Regions from separate parts of the Homo sapiens genome. Here region 1 is linked to region 2. A link is a loop called in an ENCODE intact Hi-C map of the cell type or tissue named here. Cell type or tissue: OCI-LY7. All regions are shown on one strand. Links, peaks and the distances in the headings refer to the core of each region. The heading gives the core; the rest is flanking DNA. Region 1 overlaps LNPEP (leucyl and cystinyl aminopeptidase). Region 2 overlaps RIOK2 (RIO kinase 2).

Region 1 (10,754 bases), core at 889-8,888, 160 kb after region 2:
TTTACTTTCATATGTAGAACTTAGTTATAATATACTGCTACTTAGTCTCATATAGATGTGGACTGTGTTCAACTGTCTTAAAATTATTTTAAAGGATTTGAAAAAGAATTAATGAGTAGATTCCCATGTGCACTATTCTAACCATGAGTCATTCTGTGTGGTCTATTGGTATACTCACTGTTTCAATGTTAGTGTTGAAAAGCTAAGTATTTATAAAAACATTTTAATAGAAAAACATGCCAAATTTTCTGTGGCACCTACACCTCCATCCCCAGTGCTTAAATCACCCATTGAATTTATTGTGTGCTGGAGACACAATAAATTGACAAGGCTCTCAAAAGTCTCCCTGCTAGGTAGGTCATTAATTTCTTATTTTAGTATATTGTGTTGTGAAGTAACCAGAATCTCTCTTCTTCCTGCAGAGTCACTTCAAATGCTTGGAACTAACAAATGTATAGGGCAGGGAGCATAATATTAAGGCCACACTATATCCATTGATGTGCTTGTCATCATTCGCAATCCTGAAATAAGCACCACCTCCTCTGTGAAGACCTTCCCGGTTTGAAATAGAAATCACATTTCTCCATCTTCAATACAATTTATATGGCATCCTGTATCTGTTACACATTTATTTCCTCATCTATGCAGTAAGCTGAGAGGAAAAAGTGAAAACTCAACTCCAATGACAAAAACAATGCCCACTACATAGTAGGCACTCTAGTAGTTTTTGAATGAATTTCACTTTTGATAAAAATGTAGTAATGTCAAGATTATTGTACACATAACTAAATTATTACCTATTACTCTCATTTCTGTATCACACTTCATAGCTATTACTTGTTCTATAAATTTAAGTACTCACTGTTGTCCCCAACAGTCCTTTCTCTTCTGCATCACCAACTTTTCCCTTCATACTGTAACATGCCCATTAACAAAACAAAAACGATGTAACATTCCTAATTTTAAACAAATAAAAGACTCTCTACCTTTCCCTAACTTCACCCTCCTCGTTACCAACTCGTTACCGTGCTGTTTTTTTGTTCCCCCATTGTAGTAAAACTCCTCAAAAGAGTTGTCCTCAATTTGCCATCTCCATTTGCTCTCTTTCCATTTTCTCTTGAGCCATCTTCTAATCATCACTCTACTGTAAGTATTTATTTATTTATTTATTTATTTTGAGATGAAGTCTCACTCTTGTCACCCAGGCTGGAGTGCAGTGGTGCGACCTCCACTCACTACAACCTCCGCCTCCTGGGTTCAAGCGATTCTCCTGCTTCAGCCTCCTGAGTAGCTGGGATTACAGGCACCACCACCACGCCCAGCTAATTTTTGTATTTTTAGTAGAGACGGGGTTTCACCATGTTGGACAGACTGTTCTTGAACTGCTGACCTCAGGTGATCCACCCACCTTGGCCTCCCAAAGTGCTGGGATTACAGGCGTGAGCTACCATGCCCGGCCGGAAGTATTTTTATCAAGGTCACTGGTAAACTTCCTGGTGCCATACAAATGTGAATTCTCAGGCTCATCTTATCAACCTATTGATAGCATTTGATATAACTGATCACCTGCTCCTCCTTGAGAGCTGCAAGACACTACTCTTGATTCTCTCCCTATTCACTGGCCATCCTTCTCGGTCTCGTCTACTGAATCCTCCTCATCTTCCAATGAAGAAAGTGTGTCCTTGCATCTGATCTTTGGACCCCTTTTCTCTATCTAAATTTCCTTCCTAGTTGATCTCCCAACTCCAAGGTTTCCAAATGATCCCCTGATTTATATATCTAATCAGACTTCTTCCCCCTTGAATTTCAGACCCATATCCAACTGCCTGTGTGGTATCTCCATTTGGATATCTAATCCATATCTCATAGTCACTTAGAAATGGAAGTTTCTTCCCCCTTCTTTCCCTAAACCTACTTCTAAAGCAGTCTTCTCCATTTCAGCAAATGGCAACTCCATTTTTCCAGTTGTTCAGGTAAAAATCTTAAAGTTACCCTGACCCCTCTCTCGTATTTCATATCTAATCCATGAACAAATTCTACTGGATCAATCTTTAAAACACACTCCAAGTCCAGTTGTACCTCCATCACCTTCACAACTTCCACCCTTGTCCAGGCTACCATTATCTCGCCACCCATCTATTACAATAACTTCCTAACTAGTCCTCTTTACTCCATGTACTGTTGAAGACTAGAGTGATCTTTTACAAAATAAGCCATATCACGGTACTTTCCTGATCAAATTGCTTTTCGTTTCACTTAGAATAAAATCAAGGTCCTTACTATGGCTTAGCAGACCCTATAATAATCTGGCCTCTTACAGTCCCTCTAACTTCATCTACTACTTTCTCCTCTGCTTACTCTACTTCAGATAACACTGGATCCTTGCTGGTGCTTGAACATGCAAAGCAACCTTTTATCTCAATCTCGTATCTCTCTCAATCTCATATCTCATGTGGGGGTCCCCAAGACCAGTTCCAGGTTTGATGATGCACTAGAAGGATTCACAGAACTCAGCATATAGTCATACTCACTGCTATGATTTATTACGGTGAAAAGATATGAAGTAAAATCAGCTAAGAAAAAAGATGCATGGGACAAAGTCCAGAGGAAACCAGGCACAAACTTCCAAGTCCTCTCCCAGTGAATCATGCAGGATGCACTTAATTCCTCCAGAAAGTTGTGACAGCATGTGTGAAATGCCATCTACCACGGATGATCATCAGAGATTCAGCACCCAGGCTGTTTACTGTGGGCTAGTCACGAAGGTACCTTCTGCCTAGCACATACCAAAACTCCAGACACCCAGAAGGAAATCACATTTTCAGCATAAACTACATTGTTTAGGCACAGTGAGCCACTCTTATGCAATAGTGGGAAATTTCCCAAAACCCAAGTTCCCACATGCCACCCAAGGGCCAACCTTGCAAGCAGGTCTTTCAAAGAATAGCAGTCTCAGGCCTCCTATATTAATTCTTTTCTGCACACAAGCACTATACATTGGTTATTTCTTCTACCTGGAATATTCTTCCCCAAGAAAACCACATTCCTCATGCCTTAGATGGTGTTCAAATGTCACCATACAGGAGGGCTTCTCAACCACATTATATTATAAACACCATTTCCTTTGTCATTCTCATTTCCCTTATCATGCTTTATTTTCATATTAGCACTTATTACTTAACACAATACCTACTTATTCATTCATTTGTATACAGTCAGTCTCTACCTTTGACCCCTGAAATGGAAACTTCACAAAAGAGACAAAGTCCACCTTGTCCCCTGATATAACCCCAGCACCTAGAACAATGGCTGGTATATGGTTAGTATTTGTAAGATTTGCTAAATGAATGAATTCTTGCAAGGCAACCTGCATCAGAATTAGGCTTGATGATTATAAAGACCAAACAGAATATGTCTGCTAAACGTATTTCCCTGCTGGTGCTTACCTTCTTGCACACAATACTGATAAGTTATCTAGTATCCCACTTCTCTTAATTACACAGAATATTTTTGCCAAATTCCCAATTCTGAAACAAGTAGTTACCATGTTGACAGGGGTTGACAATGATATGGAAACTACATATTCAGAAGACACTGAATTCTGGGTTTAGAGGGTTTGGGTCAGTGGCAGACAGAACTCTGTTATGACTCTGTTCTGTTATTATATAATGAACTTAGAGCATTTTAAGCAGGTTTTCAAATCCTGAAATAACTGCTCTAAGTTTGGTATAATAACAGAACCTCAAGTTTTAAATTTTCTTTATTGACAGGTCCACTATGGTCTTCAAAAATCACACCAGTAGCTCTAATTGGAATAGATTTAATATAGCTAACTGAACTCCTGATTTTCTTGTTTGTTAATAGTACCTGTACAATAATTCTTCTTGTCAGTCAGGTTTGAACCTGAAAAACATTTCTGCCTCTTTCTTTACTGGCCTTACCCTGTCACTAATACTTTAAGTACTTTCCCTGCCCAGTATTTTTTATACCCATTGTTTTCTTTCCACCCTTACTAGCACTCCTCATTTCAAACTTTTACCATTTCATGCCTGGACTTTAGCAGCAATTTCCTGACTTTACGTTTCTCCCCACTTAAATCTACTTTATAAACTGAAACCAAAATACTTTTCCTAAATAGTAACTTTAATCAAGTCATTCCTCTGTTCAAAAGTCTTTTCAAGCTTCCTGTTGCATAGGAAAAAAATAATTCCTTATGGTATCCAGAGCCTTCTACAACTGGGCCCCACTCAACTTTCTCTTCTTTTCCCTCTTCACGTGTGGCTTCCACTGTGGTCAAACACTGACTCTCTGAAAAAACATCACTTGCCCATTAGTACTTCATTTTCTTTGCAGACCTCATTGTTCCATTCCTGCCCTACCCTATACTTCACATTCCTCTTTACCTATATTTTAATTATTTAAGCCAACTCAATTCCCATTTACCTCCCAAAAGTTTCTCTTCCTTATCCTAGGCAAAAATTCTGTCCCACTCAGCACATATTACCTCTCTTATTGCTCCACAAGTACCAACCATCTGAACTTTCAGCTACTTGATGACATAGACTGTATCTCACACATTTTGTGTATTTTCTTCTCTATCTTGTCTGACAGCCATAACATTCATCCCTCCCCACAACATAAATGTGAATGACACCGTTATCACTATTCTTCTATTCTCCGACCTATGGTGATCCGAATGGGGTTTAACATTCTGCTTTTTCTTTACCTTGAAACCCAGGGCGTGTGTTTCAGATTCTAAAATCGAATCTTCAATTCTTAAAATCTCTTTTTGCTTACTTGTTTTGGCAGTCCTGACCTGACAGCATACCTCAATTCTGAGTAACACAGCCAAGAGCTTACTTAGGACCTTCTCTGAACATATTCTACCTGTAGATCTGGAGAGTAAACTGACTTTAAAAGATGCATCGCTATAAGATCTGGTTAATTGTCTGGAATACTAGTCATACAACTTAAGTTAGAGTCAGAGAAAGAAAAAAACCCACAAAAAAGTTATGACCAAGATTTATACAGAAGCAAACATTTTATAGTTTACCATTAATACCTGAAAAACATTTAATCTTTAAAATAATCTAAATCACACAGCTTGCTCACATACGAAATTATACGAAATTTTAAACCCACTCCAGCTACCTTTTTGTTCACAGCAATACCTTAAAATAGGAAAGAGAATCAAACATTTCTTCAATTTGTTCTGAAGACTGAACAGATGATGATATTGGATGAGATGAATTTAAGGAATCTTTCTTCATGGTTTTAAATCGAGCATCTAAGAAATCTTCATACTGTCAAAAAATGAAAAGATTAGAATATCACAAGTAGTATCAAATGCAAAAGTATAGTAAATTATTTATGTGAATTAGACTAATTAGTGTGAAATATCATTAGGAAAAAATGACCAGTGTCACTAAACTTCAGGATATAAGCTTTCAAAAATGTAGGAAGATTGTAAACTTCATGAATATTCCTTAAATTTAAAGATACAATTATAACCTGGCCACATTAAAATTAGCATTTCCTAAACAACAGCATATGGGAAAATTAAGAATCTATTACCAAAGTAAACAAATGCCAACTCTGAGTATCCAAGATGAATATTCTAAAAAGGTTAGCATATATTTTTTTAAATGAAACTTGAAATTTAAAAAGAGAAAGAACAAAAACTGGTCCTTACGCTGATTTCTTATATATAGTCTAGAATTTCTACTAAGAAAATATACATTTCCCTTACCTGAGGTCGGTTTTAAATAAAATGTAACTCTTAAACAGAAATAATTCTTTAAGAGCTCAGCAGATGAGCTCCCCTAGAACATGTATTAGACCTTTTTACACATTCTGGGCACCACCAAGTGGTCAAACTGTGTATCTCATTACTTAATTAAGTAGTATACATGGATTTAGAATATCTTTCTTAGTATTCTAGCTACCACTTGATATTAATTAACATCAATTAATTTCCCCTACCACTTGAAATTTTTCAACAAGCCCTATCTAAAATTTCAAATCAAAAGCTCTTAAGAGTACTTCTGTTTTAAAAGCCATCTTGGATTATAACATCAGGAAGTTTAATAGAAAGTCAAAAAATTTGGGGGTTGGAAGGTATCTTTACACTTTCCCACCTATTGTTTGAATTATCTTGACAATATCTGTCATATCATGGCCTAGTGTGTTTGAATATCCCTAAGTACTGGAAATATTTCCCAAGAGTCTAATACCATAGTGACACCACTATTATACTTCTCTGTACTGAAACGGTATTCCTTGTCTTTGGAAAAAGGCATAAAATGTGGTTTGTACCTTAAAAAGGGCAAATTATTTATTTGTACCAAGCTATATATCACTATCACAAGAATGTACACAGTGATAATAGAGAAACAGTATTGCTATAAAATGTTTTAATTTTTTATCTAATTTTTACACAGGATAAAAAAGTTTAAATTTTACACAGGATAAAAAAATTTTAATTAGACTTTGCAACTTTAAATTCCTGCAAGCAGAAGAACTATAGCTGTTTAAAAGAAAATGTTGCAAAACAATTTAAAATGTTCATCTTAATGACAAAAATATAAAATAATCTTATATAATTTCAGTTTTGAATGAAACACATCAGTAAATAATAGCATCCCTTTCATTGTCAAATCTCAAAAGGTATAGATATCAATAACCAAAGTCAAGTTTGGCATACCTTCCTAGAAACATTTTCATTACTCCAGATGCACAGAAAATACATGAAAATGTGATTTGACTATTTTTCCTCCTAGCATTCATAGTAGGCCAAAGAAACCCTGTACTTACACTAGAAAGCTCTTTGAATATTTTTTCCAAAGAGAAATACTCCATGAAAGTGGCAAAACCTTCATTTAGCCATAGGTCATTCCACCACTTCATTGTTACCAGATTGCCAAACCACTGGGGGGAGAGAAAACAATTAACCCACAGGATATTTACAGCCTCAGGAATTTTTTAAATAATTGGCTGAAGTGTCATATTAATTATCTATAACCTGATTACAATATCTTAAAGATATACTGATACTATAGTTAAAACAAACTATATTCAAATTAATTTAGAACTTACAAAAGTTGTATAAATTTACTTTAAAAATAAAATATAATTTTTAATCTTTTACCTTAACTGAATGGGAAACAAGCAAGAAAGGTTATTAGCATATTTATCAATGTAACAAACATGCAATATAGCATGAATATAGGGAAATAAAAACTTTTTTCGGCCACCTCATAAAGTGAGATTTCCAAGATAATGACATTTTTCTACCTTCTAATATCAAGTTAGTAAGATTATTTTCCATTGTATCTACAACCACCCATGACAACTAAAAAGTCTCTATGTGAGAGATTTTCCTGTAATCAGAAAGCCTATACTTTGTTTCTCCTCAGTTGCCCAAATTGAAGACAGTATATGCATGATTCAAAACAGAATTCAAACAACATTCCTTAAGACTAAGTTGACATATACAGGCTGGGCATCGTGGCTTACACCTGTAATCCCAGTGCTTTAGGAGGGCAAGGCAGGAGGATTGCTTAAGGCCAGGAGTTCAAGCCAGCATGGGCAACATAGAGAGACTCTGTCTCTACAAAAAAATTAAGCCAGGCATGGTGATGTATGCCTGTTGGCCTAGCTACTCGGGAGGATGAGGCGGGAGGATCAGTTGAGCCTAAGAGTTCAAAATTGCAGTGAGCTATGATCATGCCACTGCATTCCAGCCTGGGTGACAGAGTGAGATCTTGTTTCTTTAAAAACAAAAAAAAAAAGATGGCATATATAAACAAATGAAGTCAGAAAGAGCTTTAAATATTTTCTTCTATGAGGTAGTAAAAAGAAAAGAAAAAGGAAAAAAATAATAGGAGATTCTCCTTAAAAAATGTATCTAAAAAAATCCTTGAAATGAAAAGTAGTTGTAAAATATGTAATTTGGTCAGTGTGGTCTTGGGCTTATCTCAAATCAGCAGCGAAAGGACGAGGTTACTGCATAAAACAAAACACCTTTGAGAATTACAATAACATTTTTCTAAGATATTATTTTAAAACCTGTTTCAGAGGAAGATGATTTCTAAGTCCTAAAGAGGAAATAACAGAGAAATACTCCCAAATGGTGATGGGTGGCTTCAGAAATAACAGACCTAGAGGAGATCCCCCAAAAGACATCTTATCTATATGACCTATTTTTTTTTGAGATGGAGTTTCACTCTGTTGTCAGGCGGGAGTGCACTGGTGCAAACTCGGCTCACTGCAACATCTGCCTCCTGGGTTCAAGTGATTCTTTTGCCTCGGCCTCCCAAGTAACTAGGATTACAGGCATGCACCACCACGCCCAGCTAATTTTTGTATTTTTAGTAGAGACGGGGTTTCACCATGTTGGCCAGGATGGTCTTGATCTCCTGACCTTGTGATACGCCTGCCTCCGCCTCTCAAAGTGCTGAGATTACAGGCGTGAGCCACTGCATCTGGCCCATGCCCTATTTTTAAAGCAAATGAGAATGTGCTCATATGCCAGCTTGTCATGAAGTCTTCACAAAGGCTAGATTCATATAAGGTGTTTGATGTAGAAAATAAGCTGACCAGAATACATCCTATTCATATCCTGCCACTGTCATGACATCACCCAAACCATACCCAATGCTAGTTAAGCACCTCATCTAGGGCAAAATAGAGACAAGGTGTTAGGGAAGAATGGGGGTGTTATGTACCCATATAATTTTCTTTCTTTCTCTCCATGTCATACAAACAGTACCCTTTGCCATTTTCTCAGAAACCCCCTCTCCAAAATTAACAGAGAACCCCATTCCGGCAGGAGATGAAAAAAAAAAAAAAATCCAGCCCTGACAGCTACAGTTTGAGTTGTCAGAAGGGTGCAACTTAGGGAAAGAGATTCTTCCCCACAAAGTTATACTGGGCAATGGGCATTTGTCATAGGTGATGCAGCTGTGTATTACTGAGGGGGAAAAAGAGATCTTGAAGAGATAGTGGCTCTTCATGGCCCAGTGCTGCCACTTATTAGCTGTATGACTTATGGCAAGCCATTTATTTAAACTGAGTCTCAGTTTTCACATATGTAAAATGTGATTAATACCCACCTTAGAGAAGTTGCGAAGTAAGACAGATGTGAAAATGCTTTAACCTGTAAAGTCAAACATCTGATAGCATTTTCATTTGAAAATGAAGTTTGTGTTTAAAAAGCATCTTTCTATTATAAAAGAAGGCAATGCTTAAAAAAAAAAAGAATTATTAGCATCTAAATGCTAACAATAACTCCAGGACATGAAGTAGACCACAGGTGTGACACAGAACAGCCTTGGTTGCTAATACCTGGTGGGCCAGCTCATGAGCAATGATTTTAGTCACCAGCTTTCTATCCGCCATTGAAGAAGTGTTACTGTCATACAGAAGTGTCTCCTCTCGGAAGGTGAGCAAACCCCAATTTTCCATTGCTCCTGCTTCAAAGTCAGGAATAGCCACCAAATCTGGACATAACAGGAAATAAGTGATCAACTTTCCCTCATCTTAGGCATTTTCTACTCAAAGTATTTTATTCAATGGTTTATCACTGTGAAAGCAATGAATTCTTTTTATACTCACAATAAATGGAATCTTCCTTATTCTAGCTCTGTATGCTCTCTACCCACATGTCAGCTGAGGAAGACCTGTTCAAACCCTTTTAGAGTCACTGTTCCACTGTCCCTTAGTGAAGAAAGAGATGCCTAATTCCTTTACAATCAATCAGCTTCCCAGAGCAAGAAGGACAAAGTTCACGGCCAATACTCTACTCTCTAGGACTAGCTCCATGTTGAACAGCACTGAAATGTTCTTGCTTTCCTGAGCTCCCGTTACTCAGTTTTTATTATTTAAATAGGGTATTTCTTGGAAGTTAGAATTAGTCAAATTGCAGACTAAGCCATAAGCAAATTCCCACTTATACAGCACCTTTTTAGCAGCCCTATAAACTTAAGTGTTTTAAGCTCCAACTTCAGATATATTCATGAAATCTAAATAATCTTAACAAATACAAACAATTTTTAAAGCATTAATAATGGTTTTTGGTTTTCTCTGCAAACAACTTGGGCAGAACCTCTTTCTAAAAAAATTCACAAAATAAATCTAGGTTCTAATTATAACAAAAATCAGACACACTATTTGATTCTTACCCAATTTCTTAAGTGGGTACTGAATTTCAAAGTAGTTTTGAAAAAACTCAAGAAGCTTCACAGTTGTTTCCAAGGCATAATGAACTTGACCAATCTTTTCTGGTACAGCATATATAGAAACCTAAAGGAAAACATTATGTATGATGCAAGGACAGGTACAATTAAAATGGCATGATACTCAAGTAGCACTGTCAAGACTAGCATATCTGAAAATTCTATAGAATTGTATGAGATCCTTCTGGATAGAAACACTTGCTTATGGTTACTTTAGTCCCAACAGAGTTTACCAAGTCCCTTCCACACATACAACATTGTTGAAAGACTTACTGATTCCAACCCCGCCCCACCCCCGCCCCGCTTTTTTTTAAGCTAGCAACATCCAAAATAACTACTTTAGGTCATCTTATAGCAACTTATAAGTATTTGCCTATTTAATTTTATGATACTCTTCTCTTTCTCTCCCATTACCTGTAGCTGCCCTTCCTTACTTATGAGGTAAAAAGATTGAGAGTTATTTGAAAGACAAAACTAAATTTTCATCCTTTCAGGACCTCACCGTGCCTGGCATCTAGC
Region 2 (10,754 bases), core at 1,057-9,056:
TTTCTATGCTTGACGCCTTTTTTTTCTAGGAGAGAAGACACTCTTGATGTGGAGGTTTCTGCCAGTGGCTACACAAAGGAAATGCAGGCAGATGATGAACTGCTTCATCCATTAGGTCCAGATGATAAAAATATTGAAACAAAAGAGGGATCTGAATTCTCATTTTCAGATGGAGAAGTGGCAGAAAAAGCAGAGGTTTACGGGTCAGAAAATGAAAGTGAACGGAACTGTCTAGAAGAATCAGAGGGCTGCTATTGCAGATCATCTGGAGACCCTGAACAAATAAAGGAAGACAGTTTATCAGAAGAGAGTGCTGATGCACGGAGTTTTGAAATGACTGAATTCAATCAAGCTTTAGAAGAAATAAAAGGGCAGGTTGTTGAAAACAACTCTGTAACTGAATTTTCTGAGGAGAAAAACAGAACTGAAAATTACAACAGGCAAGATGGTCAGAGAGTTCAAGGAGGAGTCCCTGCTGGCTCTGACGAGTATGAAGATGAATGCCCTCATCTAATTGCCTTGTCGTCATTAAATAGAGAATTCAGGCCTTTCAGGTATAGACTTCTGTCGATTGCTTTTTAACTTTAGTCTTGAGACTGATACTTTGTTAGATTCTAGTAAAAGAATGTTTTTTTCAAATGATGTGACAAAATTGTATTCTGCCACCTTGATGTATAAAATGAAAGCCAAATAATTTTTTGTTGTTAAAAACTCAAAATAGCTTCCTTTTCAATTGACCTGATTCTAGGCAGCCTATTGACTAAATTTCAAGTAATTCTGCCTTAAAATACAAACTGATGGCTGGGCACAGTGGCTCGCTCATGCCTGTAATCTCAGCACTTCTGGGAGGCCAAGGCAGGCAAATCACCTGAGGTCAGGAGTTTGAGACCAGCCAGGCCAACATGGCAAAACCCTGTCTCTACTAAAAATATAAAAATTAACCGGGCATGGTGGCCTGTGCTTGTAATCCCAGCTACTTGGGAGACTGAGGCAGGAGAATCACTTGAACCTGGGAGGCAGAGGTTGCAGTAAGCCAAAGATCGTACCACTGCACTCCAGCCTGGGTGACGAGCAAAAAACTCCGTCTCAAAAATATATATATATATACAAACTGATGATTTTAAAATTATTGCAGGTCTCTGGATACATTGATCAGGTTTTAGATGGATGAGTTATTCCTCATATATTTTCCTAATTACACATCTGATGTGTGTTTGAGTTATGTAAAGGCATGTAAATATTAAAACATGCAATAAATGTACTTTCTATATGAAACATCTGCAGTGAATTTTCTCTAGTACCTTGAGCCTTCTATCCTTTGTTCATGTGTAGTTAAAATTATCTAATGATATTATGTTTTCTTTTAATAATTTTTTTTTGTAAATATTAATCAGGCTCAGCTTAGATTAGGAAAAGTTCTAAAACTTAATTTTTGGATTTGGGATTGCTTATTCAGAATCAAATTGTAGTTAAATGAAATATTGGTTTTATTTATTTCAAAATAGTAATATGACAATTAAAATTAGTTCAGCAATACATTTATTAAACATTTTTCAGTACATGTTTGGGCTTATATCTTAAGCCTACCTTTATCTTTAAAGTTTTATTCCTGAAGCAAAACATGAGAATTTTGTTCCTTTTTCATATAGCTGTGTATCTGTGTCACAGGGCTACTGCCATTTAAATAATAAACTTGGAAAATTAAATCAGAAGCTTAAAAGGAAAAGAGGGGTGACAGAGGCTCAGGATTTTGAGTAAGTGATTGTATTAGACTGGATTCTTCAAAGAAACAGAATAAATAGGAGATTTATTTTAAGGAATTAGCCCATGGGGTTATGGAGGCTGAGAAGTCCCAGGATCTGTAGTCAACAAGCTAGAGACCAAGGAGAGCCCATGGTACAGTTCCAGTCCAAATCCAAAGAGCTAAGAACCAGAAGAGACAATAGCATAAGTTCCAGTCCACATCCAAAGAAAGGAGAGGACCCATGTCCCAGTTCAAAGACAGTTCTCTCTTACTTTGCCTTTTTGTTCTCATCAGGCCTTCAATGGATTGGATGAGGTCCACCCACACTGGGGAGGGCAATCTGCTATACTCAGTTTATTGATTCAGAAACGCCCTCAAAGACACACCCAAGTTAATGTTTAACCAAATATATGGCACCCTGAGGCCCAGTCAAGTTAACATATAAAATTAACCATCACAGTGATAGAAGAAAATCTATATAGGATTAAATGGTCTTTTAAACTCAGAATGGGAACAATAATTTTGTTCCCACTCTGGATACATGCTGGGCAAAACTTCCATTCAAAGTAAAAGCAGAACAGCAGATGTTGCTGAAAAATATTAACTGTTAGGAGTTAATATCGTCCGAGTTTTTATACATTGCATATATTGAAACTTTGAGCCATGTGAAAAACATTAGTCTCTAGGTTGCAGATTTTCCTACCCTAGTGGAGCTGACTATAATGAGTACTGTCTGTTTCCATTATATCTTCTGTTTGTGAAGGTGGAAAGAGTCTCAAAAATTTAGATAGGGAGAGACAGATTTATATAGTTCAGTGAAAGAAGAGGAGAGGATTATTAGAAAAGGGAAGATGAATTGTGGGGAGGTGATAAATTTCAATGGCTTAAGCATTCTACTGTTTTTAAATTTTGATAGTGACTAACAAAATGCTGGAAAATGAAAATTGTTAATGTATAGAACTTAACAGTAGGTAGTTTTATCTTCACAGAAATTTTAAAATATAATGATCTTTCTGAAGTATTTTATGTCTTCAGTTTTGCTGCATGCAAAAAATAATATAAATTAATCAAATGGGATTCATTACATTATACAAATTAACTAGATAAATTGTGGGTTTTTTAATTTTAGAGATGAAGAAAATGTGGGAGCTATGAATCAGTATAGAACAAGAACTCTGAGTATCACTTCTTCAGGCAGTGCTGTAAGCTGTTCAACAATTCCTCCAGTAAGTAGTCATTCAACATGTACTGAATGTTTATTACATCACTACTGTGATCTGATTGCCTTGTCTCATTAAACAATAATGTATGCCTTTCAGGTACAGACTTCTGTTGATTGCTTTTTGACTTGTCTTGAAACCAGTACTTTCTTTGATTTTAATAAATGAATGTTGCTCAAAGGATGTGGTAGAGTTGTGTCCTGCCACCATTATGTGTAAAATGAAGGCCAAATGACTTTTTGTTGGTAAAACTCAAAACACCTTCTTTTTCAATTGTCCTGATTTTAGGCAGCCTGTTGACTAAATTTCAAGTAATTTTTTCTTAGAATACAAACTGATGAGTTTCAAAAAATTAATGTAGGTCACTTGATAAATTGATCAGGTTTGAGGTGGATGAGTCATTCTTCATATGAGCTGAAGATTAATGAGCTTGGTCACTGTGAGGATTATAAGGTGTGTAAGCCTCAGACACTTGGACGTACATGTTAATGGTATAAAATTTTGTTGTTGTTGTTTGTTTTTGTTTTTGTTTTTTTTTTGAGATGGAGTTTTGCTCTTGTCATCCAGGCCGGAGGTCATCCAGGCTAGAGTGCAGTGGCATGATCTCAGCCCACTGCAACCTCCGCCTCCTGGGTTCAAGCAATTCTCCTGCCTCAGCTTCCCGAGTAGCTTGGATTACAGGCGCCTACCACCATGGCTGGCTAATTTTTGTATTTTTAGTAGAGACAAGGTTTCACCATGTTGGCCAGGCTGGTCTCGAACTCCTGACCTCAGGTGATCCACCCACCTCAGCCTCCCAAAGTGCTGGGATTTCAGGCGTGAGCCACTGCGCCCAGCCATTTGTACTTGGATATAAGTACAAATTTGGCCGGGCATAGTGGCTCAGACCTGTGATCCCAGCACTTTGGGGGCCAAGGTGGAAGGATCGCTTGAGCCCAAGAGTTTCAGGCCAGCCTGGGCAACATAGCAAGACCCCTGTCTACAAAAAATTTAAAAGTTAGCCAGGTGTAGTGGTATACACCTGTATTCCCAGCTACTCAGGAGACTGAGGCAGAAAGATCACTCAAGCCCAGGAGGTTGCAGCCACCGTGAACTGTGTTCCTGCCACTGCACTCCAACCTGGGCAACACAGCAAGACCCTGTCTCAAAAAAAAAAAGAAGACCCTTGTTCCTGGCTTTGCAGAGTTTTGCAGCTATCTTCTTTTTTAGGAGAAAAGTTGAATGATACAAGGTTATATACAGTTATTAAATAACAGACTGTAGTGCTTCAGAGAAAGAAAAGGTCATTGTGAACTGAGTATTTCACATTTCTTATTCATCTTGTAAGTCATGTGACTTGCACAGTGTATCTTAACTGATAAGTAACTTGAATTTATGATCAAAAGACATATGAAGACTTTTCCATGGGTGATTGCTACCATCAGGTCAATTCTACAGCTGAAACTGTGAAGGCATTCTTGGATATATTCAGCAATACTGAATGCTTTCAAAAATAATTTTCTATACAAAATCTACTCTAAAAGCCTACTTTTAACCTAAAAAGCAGAGGAACAAGCAGTTTCATCTTGTTTTTTCCATCAGTTTTCATGATGGACACTAGGTGGCACTATGGTAATTTTTTAAAAATTCTGCCTATACACTATATTTTTTGCTATATAATCTGTATTTCTGTTTGGAATTTAATTTCTCCTATATAACAGTTTCTATATAGTACTGTCAGTGTTTGGAATCTTAAAATTCATGGTGTCAATATATAAATAGAACAGATATTAGCAGTGTACTTTTTGAAATGGTTCATTATCAGTAATACTAATTTATGAAATCTTTCCAGGAACTGGTGAAACAGAAGGTGAAACGTCAGTTGACAAAACAGCAAAAATCAGCTGTCAGACGTCGATTGCAGAAAGGAGAAGCAAATATATTTACCAAGCAACGTAGGGAAAACATGCAAAATATCAAATCAAGTTTGGAAGCAGCCAGCTTTTGGGGAGAATAATATATTTAGGATCTTGGATATGTTTAATATATTTTTTAAAGTTACTGTAATTCCTTTTTGAGCCCTCATTTGTCTTTTTTGAGCCAAGGCTATCATATATTAATAAATAAACCCTCTTTCATCTATAAATTTGGTCATTCAGTATGTGTCTTGCAAAGAATAATTACCTGCCAAAGCAGTCCATTTTTTTCAAAGTAATTTGGGTAACTACAGTTACGTAACTTTATTAGAGACATTTGCATATTTTTAAAAATCTAAATAACATTTTTGTTGTTTTCTGTTTGTTGAGGATGATATGCTACAATGCACATAAAGCAATTAGAACAATGTTTAGCACATTCTTAAGCATTCAATAAAACATGGCTATTAGAATCATAATGATTCTGAAATTCTGCTGACAATTTGGTTGCATTTTATTTGGCAACTGGAGGACTTCACTGTCTTATTTTTCTTTAGAAGTAAAGATAAGCCTTTGGAAGTAAAGATAAGCCAGTGATGCACAATTTGCTTAATTAATTGATTAATAATCTGTTTTGTGCCACTTACATTGGTAATGTGGTCATGAGAATGGAAACTTACTTGAGATAGTCTACCACAATTTTTACAGTTGGCAGCTTGTAAGCAGGCCTGAGTAGCAGAAGAGTTAGGGGTTGGGGAAGGTGGAGTAGAATGAGGAATGAAATGTTCTTTCTCATATGCTTATTATATAAGTGGGTCCGGAACATGTTCTCACCTCAAGGTTAACAAATACCTAATGCAGGAAAGAAAATACATAGCCATGGTCCCTTCCTCAAGGACTTTATAATTCAGTGAGATGTAAAGATGAGTGCTTAAGTGTATGCACCTGATTATTGTCTCTTCATTGCCGCATAAGTCGGAAAAGGGGATCACTTGCAGCGAAAAATGGCCACTAGATGGCAATATCACCCCATAGTCACCAAACAGGATTACTTGCATCCCTAATTATGTTCTACCAGAGGGAATATAGTACAGACTTTTCCAAGATTGATAAAGACAGCAGATTCCCTTTCACCTTTGCCAAATTAACTCTACTAGCTATTTGCAAGACCTGTAATTATCTAATAAATTGGCTTAAATATATAGAAGCTAGAAAATGCCAATTCCTCTTCCCTCAAAAGTTACCTGACATTCAAATATTTAAATACCCTTGCTTTGCATTTTAGATATATCTTTGAATTCAGGTATTCATTTTGTATAATCTCTCAACTTTTAAGCATTTTTATAATGTAAAGTTGAAAACAGCTTAATAGAACCACAGAATGTTTATTTTGGAGTCATTTTCTTATATTCAGAGCTATGAAAGCAAATTGGGAATAAAGCCTTATCCTGCTCAGCTTTACCTAGTTGACTCAGTTGACTTTTGAGTATCTACTACATAAAAAGCCCATTACTATTAAGAAACTCAAGACAAACATGATTTTTACCTTTAATAGCCTAAGATTTCTTGTGGGCCAAGGAATTAATTATTCCAATCAGAAATGGAGGCCTTACCTCATTTGGGCAAAGATTAGTGCTAGTTATTGAAGATTTACTAATAAATGATCTGTTAAGGAATTTAGTTTTTTTTGGATATGTTGTTTTGGTTGTTGAAAACTAAGGTATAATTATAATAGTTATTTTTTGAAGATATGTTTGGCTAGCCATCAATTAGAAGTTAGAGAGTTTGTCCTAACAGATAAGCTATAACCCTCACATTTTAAAACATGCATAGTGAACAATGAACAAAAACAAATTCAAAATTTTACTAATGTAAAGCTGTATATTGTGATTGTTAAAACACTTTTTTTTGCCTAGGAGTTCCAGATTTAAATCCTGGTTCTACACTTCCCAAACCTCAGGTACCTTCTGTGGCCTCTCTAACCTCAATTTTTTTACTTGTAAAATGGGGACATTTAATAGTATACCTCAGTGTCGTGAAGACTAAATGAAGTACCACTTGTAAAGAGTTTATTACAGTGCCTGACATATACTGTATGGTTAGTACTGCTAAAATGACTTCTTAAGGTTACCAAAAGGAAAATTCCACAAGCTGACCACCTTTCCTATTGTGATGGTCACTGGTATTTCAGCTATGATCCTTTGTTGTGTATTTATCCAGACTGAAAGATGTTTTTCTAGTAACCATCTTGCATCGTCTTAGTCTCCCCATTAAATAAACTTTTCCTACAAACTATGCGGTTTATATTTGTGCTAACTTTGTGGTATTGATAGCCATTGGTCTGTTCTTTGGCACATAGCTGGCTATCTTTGAGGTTTCTCCAAAACCATAGATGTTTAATGGATACTAATCAGAGTTAGTGCAGCTCGAGATAATCATTCTTTTAGCCAACTGCTTAGTAAATTTTCTGACAAAATACATAGCTGTCTAATTAAAAAACTCTGCCTGATGCTGCCTTCCAGGTTGCTACTTACAAAGGATAGAGGGATGAGTTATGTTAGGTTCTCAGAGCACTTTCTGAAGTGTAGGTTTATTTCACTGTCACAGATTCAGCACTCTGGGTGGGCTACAGTTCGCCATGCCCAGTCTTCTTTATCCCTCCTTAGAACATCTCCCTAGAGAGCATCAGGCCATATCTTAATTCGCCCTTGCTTTAGTTTATGAAGTACTGGAGCCATCTTATGCACCTGTGTAAGGAGGCTGGAGATTAAAGTTCAGAAAAGCCATGGGTTACACAGTTGTGTAATAACCAGGAGTATGGGGATAACTCCAAAGCTACAATACTTTTATAGAGAACTGTGTCATTCACAAAACCTATGTTGTTAGATTTTAAAGACTGCAAGTTTTTCTTTTACCTTAATATTGTAAATAATGACATTAAAAATATTAACATTTTGCAGTAGAGGCCGAACAAGATGACCAAATAGAAACCTCCACCAATCATTCTCCCCACAAAAACACCAAATTGAACAACAATCCGTATAAAAAAGCACTTTCATAAGAACCAAAAATCAGATGAGAGATCACAGTACCTAGTTTTAACTTACCACTGAAAGAGGCACTGAAGAGGGTAGGAAAAACAGTCTTGAATTGCTGATGCCACCACTCCCCCATCCCTTGGCAGCGGCCACATGGTGTGGCAAGAGAATGTGCACTTGGGGGATGAAGAGTGCAGTGACTGTGGGACTTTGCATTAAAACTCAGTGCTGCCCTGTCACAGCAGAAAGCAACACCAGACAGAACTCAGTGCCCATGGAGGGAGCATTTAGACCAGCCCCAGCCAGAGGGGAATTGCCTGTCTCAGTGGTCAACACCTGAATTTTGGCAAGACTTGCCACCACAGGCCGAAGTGCTCTGGGTCCTAAATAAGCTTGAAAGGCAGTCTAGGCCACAAGGACTGCAATTTCTGGACAACAAGTTGGGCTGGGCGTGGAATCAGTGGACTTGGAAGACACATGACTTAGTGAGAAACCAACCAGGCTGGCCAAAGGAGTACTTCAGCCACCTCACCCAGTTCCACACAGCACAGCTTGCAGCTCCAGGACAGACTACTTCCTTTTGAGGAGAGGAGAGGAAAGTAGAGAGGCCTTTGTCTGGCAGCTTGGATACCAGCTCAACCATAGTGCACAGGGCAACAGGCAGAGTCTTGAGGCCCCCACTTCAGGCCCTACCTCCTGGACAACATTTCTAGACACACCCTGAGCCAGAAGGGAACCCACTGCCTTAAAAGGAAGGACCCAGTCCAGGCAGGATTCATCACCTGCTGACTAAAGAGCTTTTGGGCCCTGAGTAGTGAGCAGTGATAGCCAGGCAGTACTCACCATAGGCCTTGGGTGCAACTCAGAGATGTGCTGGCTTCAGGTGTGACCCTGCATATTCCCAGCTGTGGTGCCTACAGACAGAGACTCTTGCTTGAAAAAAAAAAAAAAAAAAAAAGGAGAGGGAAGAATAAAGGGGACTTTGCCTTGCACTGTAAGTACCAGCTTGGCCACAGTGGAGTAGAGGACCAAGCGGGCTTTTGAGGTCCCTGATTCCAGGCCTTGGCTCTTGGACAGCATTTATGGACCTTTTCTGGGCCAGAGGGGATCCCACTGCCCTGAAGGAAGAGTCCCAGGACTGCCAGCACTCAACACAAGCTGACTGAAGAACACTTGGGCCTTGAGTGAACACTGGTAGTAGCCAGGTGGTACTCACCATGGGCCTCGGGTGGTGGTGACCATGGAGAGAGACTCCTTTGCTTGTGGAAAAGGGAGGGAAGAGTTGGAAGAGCTTTGTCTGTGGCTTGGGTGCCAGCTCAGCCACAGTAGAATAGAGCACCAGGTAGATTACTAAGGTTTCCAACTCCAGGCCCTGGTTCCCAGATGGTATCTGTGGGCCTGCCTGGGGCCAAAAGGAATTCTGCTACCCTGAATGGAAGGCAACTGATTGTAGGGTCCTAGGGCCTTGAGTGAACGTAGGCAGTAGCCAAGCAGTGGTTACTGCAGGCCTTGGGCAAGACCCAGTGCTGTGTTAGCTTCAGATCTGACATAGCACTGTCCCAGCGGTGGTGGTGGCCACAGAAGTGCTTGTGTCACCCTTCCCCCAGTTCCAGGCAGCTCAGCACAAAGAAAGAGACTCCATTTATTTGGGAGAAAATAAGGGAAGAGAGTAAGTCTTGCCTGGTAATCTAGAGAATTCTTCTGGATCTTATACAAGACCACCAAGGTGGTACCTTTATGAATCTGCAAGAGCCATAGCATTACTGGGCTTGGGGTACCCCCTAATGCAGATACAGCTACAGTGACCAAAAAGTTAAATTATGACAACTAAGTCCCTTCAAATACCTGGAAAGCCTTCACAAGAAGCACAGGTACAAACAAGCCCAGACAGTGAAGATTATAGTAAATACCTAAATCTCATACCTAGACATCAATGAACATCCACAAGCTTCAAAACCATTCAGGAAAACGAGACTCCACCAAACAAACAGAATAAGCCACCAAGGACCAATACTGGAGGGATAGAGATATGTGACCTTTCGGACAGAGAATTCAAAACAGCTGTTTTGAGGAAAATCAGCAAAATTCAAGAAAATAGAAGGAATTCAGAATCCTATCAGATGAATTTAACACAGAGACGGAAATATTTAAAAATAATCAAGCAGAAATGCTGGAGCTGAAAAATGTAACTGACATACTAAAGAATGCATCAGAGTTCTTTAACAGCAGAAATGATCAGACAGAAGAAAGAATTAGTGAGCTTGAAAACAGGCTATTTGAAAATACACAGTCAGAGAAGACAAAAGAAAAAGGAATAAAAAAGAATGAAACAAGCCTACAAGATCTAGATAATAGCTTCAAAGGAGCAAATCTTAGAGTTATTGGCCTTAAAGAGGAAATAGAGAGGGAGATGGGGTAGAAAGTTTATTCAAAGGGATAATAACAGAGAACTTTCCATACCTAAAGAAAGATGTCAATATTCAAGTACAAGAAAATTATAGAACACCAAGCAGATTTAACCCAAATAAGATTACCTCACGACATTTAATAATCAGACTCTCAAAGGTCAAGGATAAAGAGAATCCTAAAAGCAGCAAGAGAAACAAATAATTTAAAATGCAGCCCTAATACATCTGGCAGCAGACTTCTCTGTGGATACCTTACAGGCCAGGAGAGAGTGGCATAACATATTTAAAGCGCTGAAGAAAAAAAAAAAACTTTTATCCTAGAATACTATATCCAGCAAAAATATCATTCAAATATGAAGGACAAATAAAGACTTTCCCAGACAAACAAAAGCTGAGGGATTTCATAAACATCAGACCTGTTCTACAAGAAATGCTAACAGGAGTTCTAT

What was found. A loop is a pair of places that touch in the nucleus more often than their neighbours do. Peaks named below come from ENCODE experiments on the same cell type or tissue, not always from the same donor. Only the 100,000 strongest peaks of a DNase experiment are listed, where the experiment ranks them.
Region 1: a loop joins it to region 2, with 3 times the contacts of the local background. A loop is called at or near these places in 58 of 110 quality-filtered maps.

What each region holds. Positions count from the first base shown.
Region 1 is chr5:96,992,563-97,003,316 of GRCh38, reverse strand. LNPEP (leucyl and cystinyl aminopeptidase) reads right to left here. Exons shown (of 18, transcript NM_005575.3): 5 at 10,182-10,302; 6 at 9,346-9,500; 7 at 6,814-6,927; 8 at 5,172-5,303. Among named protein-coding and RNA genes, the nearest start is that of LNPEP, 62 kb to the right of the region's middle. In OCI-LY7, for the core only: CTCF peaks have their summits at 5,666 and 5,865 (motif pointing left); a DNase peak (open chromatin) is centred at 5,846.
Region 2 is chr5:97,157,267-97,168,020 of GRCh38, reverse strand. It overlaps RIOK2 (RIO kinase 2), which reads left to right. Exons shown (of 10, transcript NM_018343.3): 8 at 30-554; 9 at 2,874-2,970; 10 at 4,796-7,154. The coding sequence ends at 4,960. Among named protein-coding and RNA genes, the nearest start is that of LIX1, 20 kb to the right of the region's middle. In OCI-LY7, for the core only: CTCF peaks have their summits at 4,372, 4,572 (motif pointing right), 5,645 and 5,873 (motif pointing right); DNase peaks (open chromatin) are centred at 4,560 and 5,860.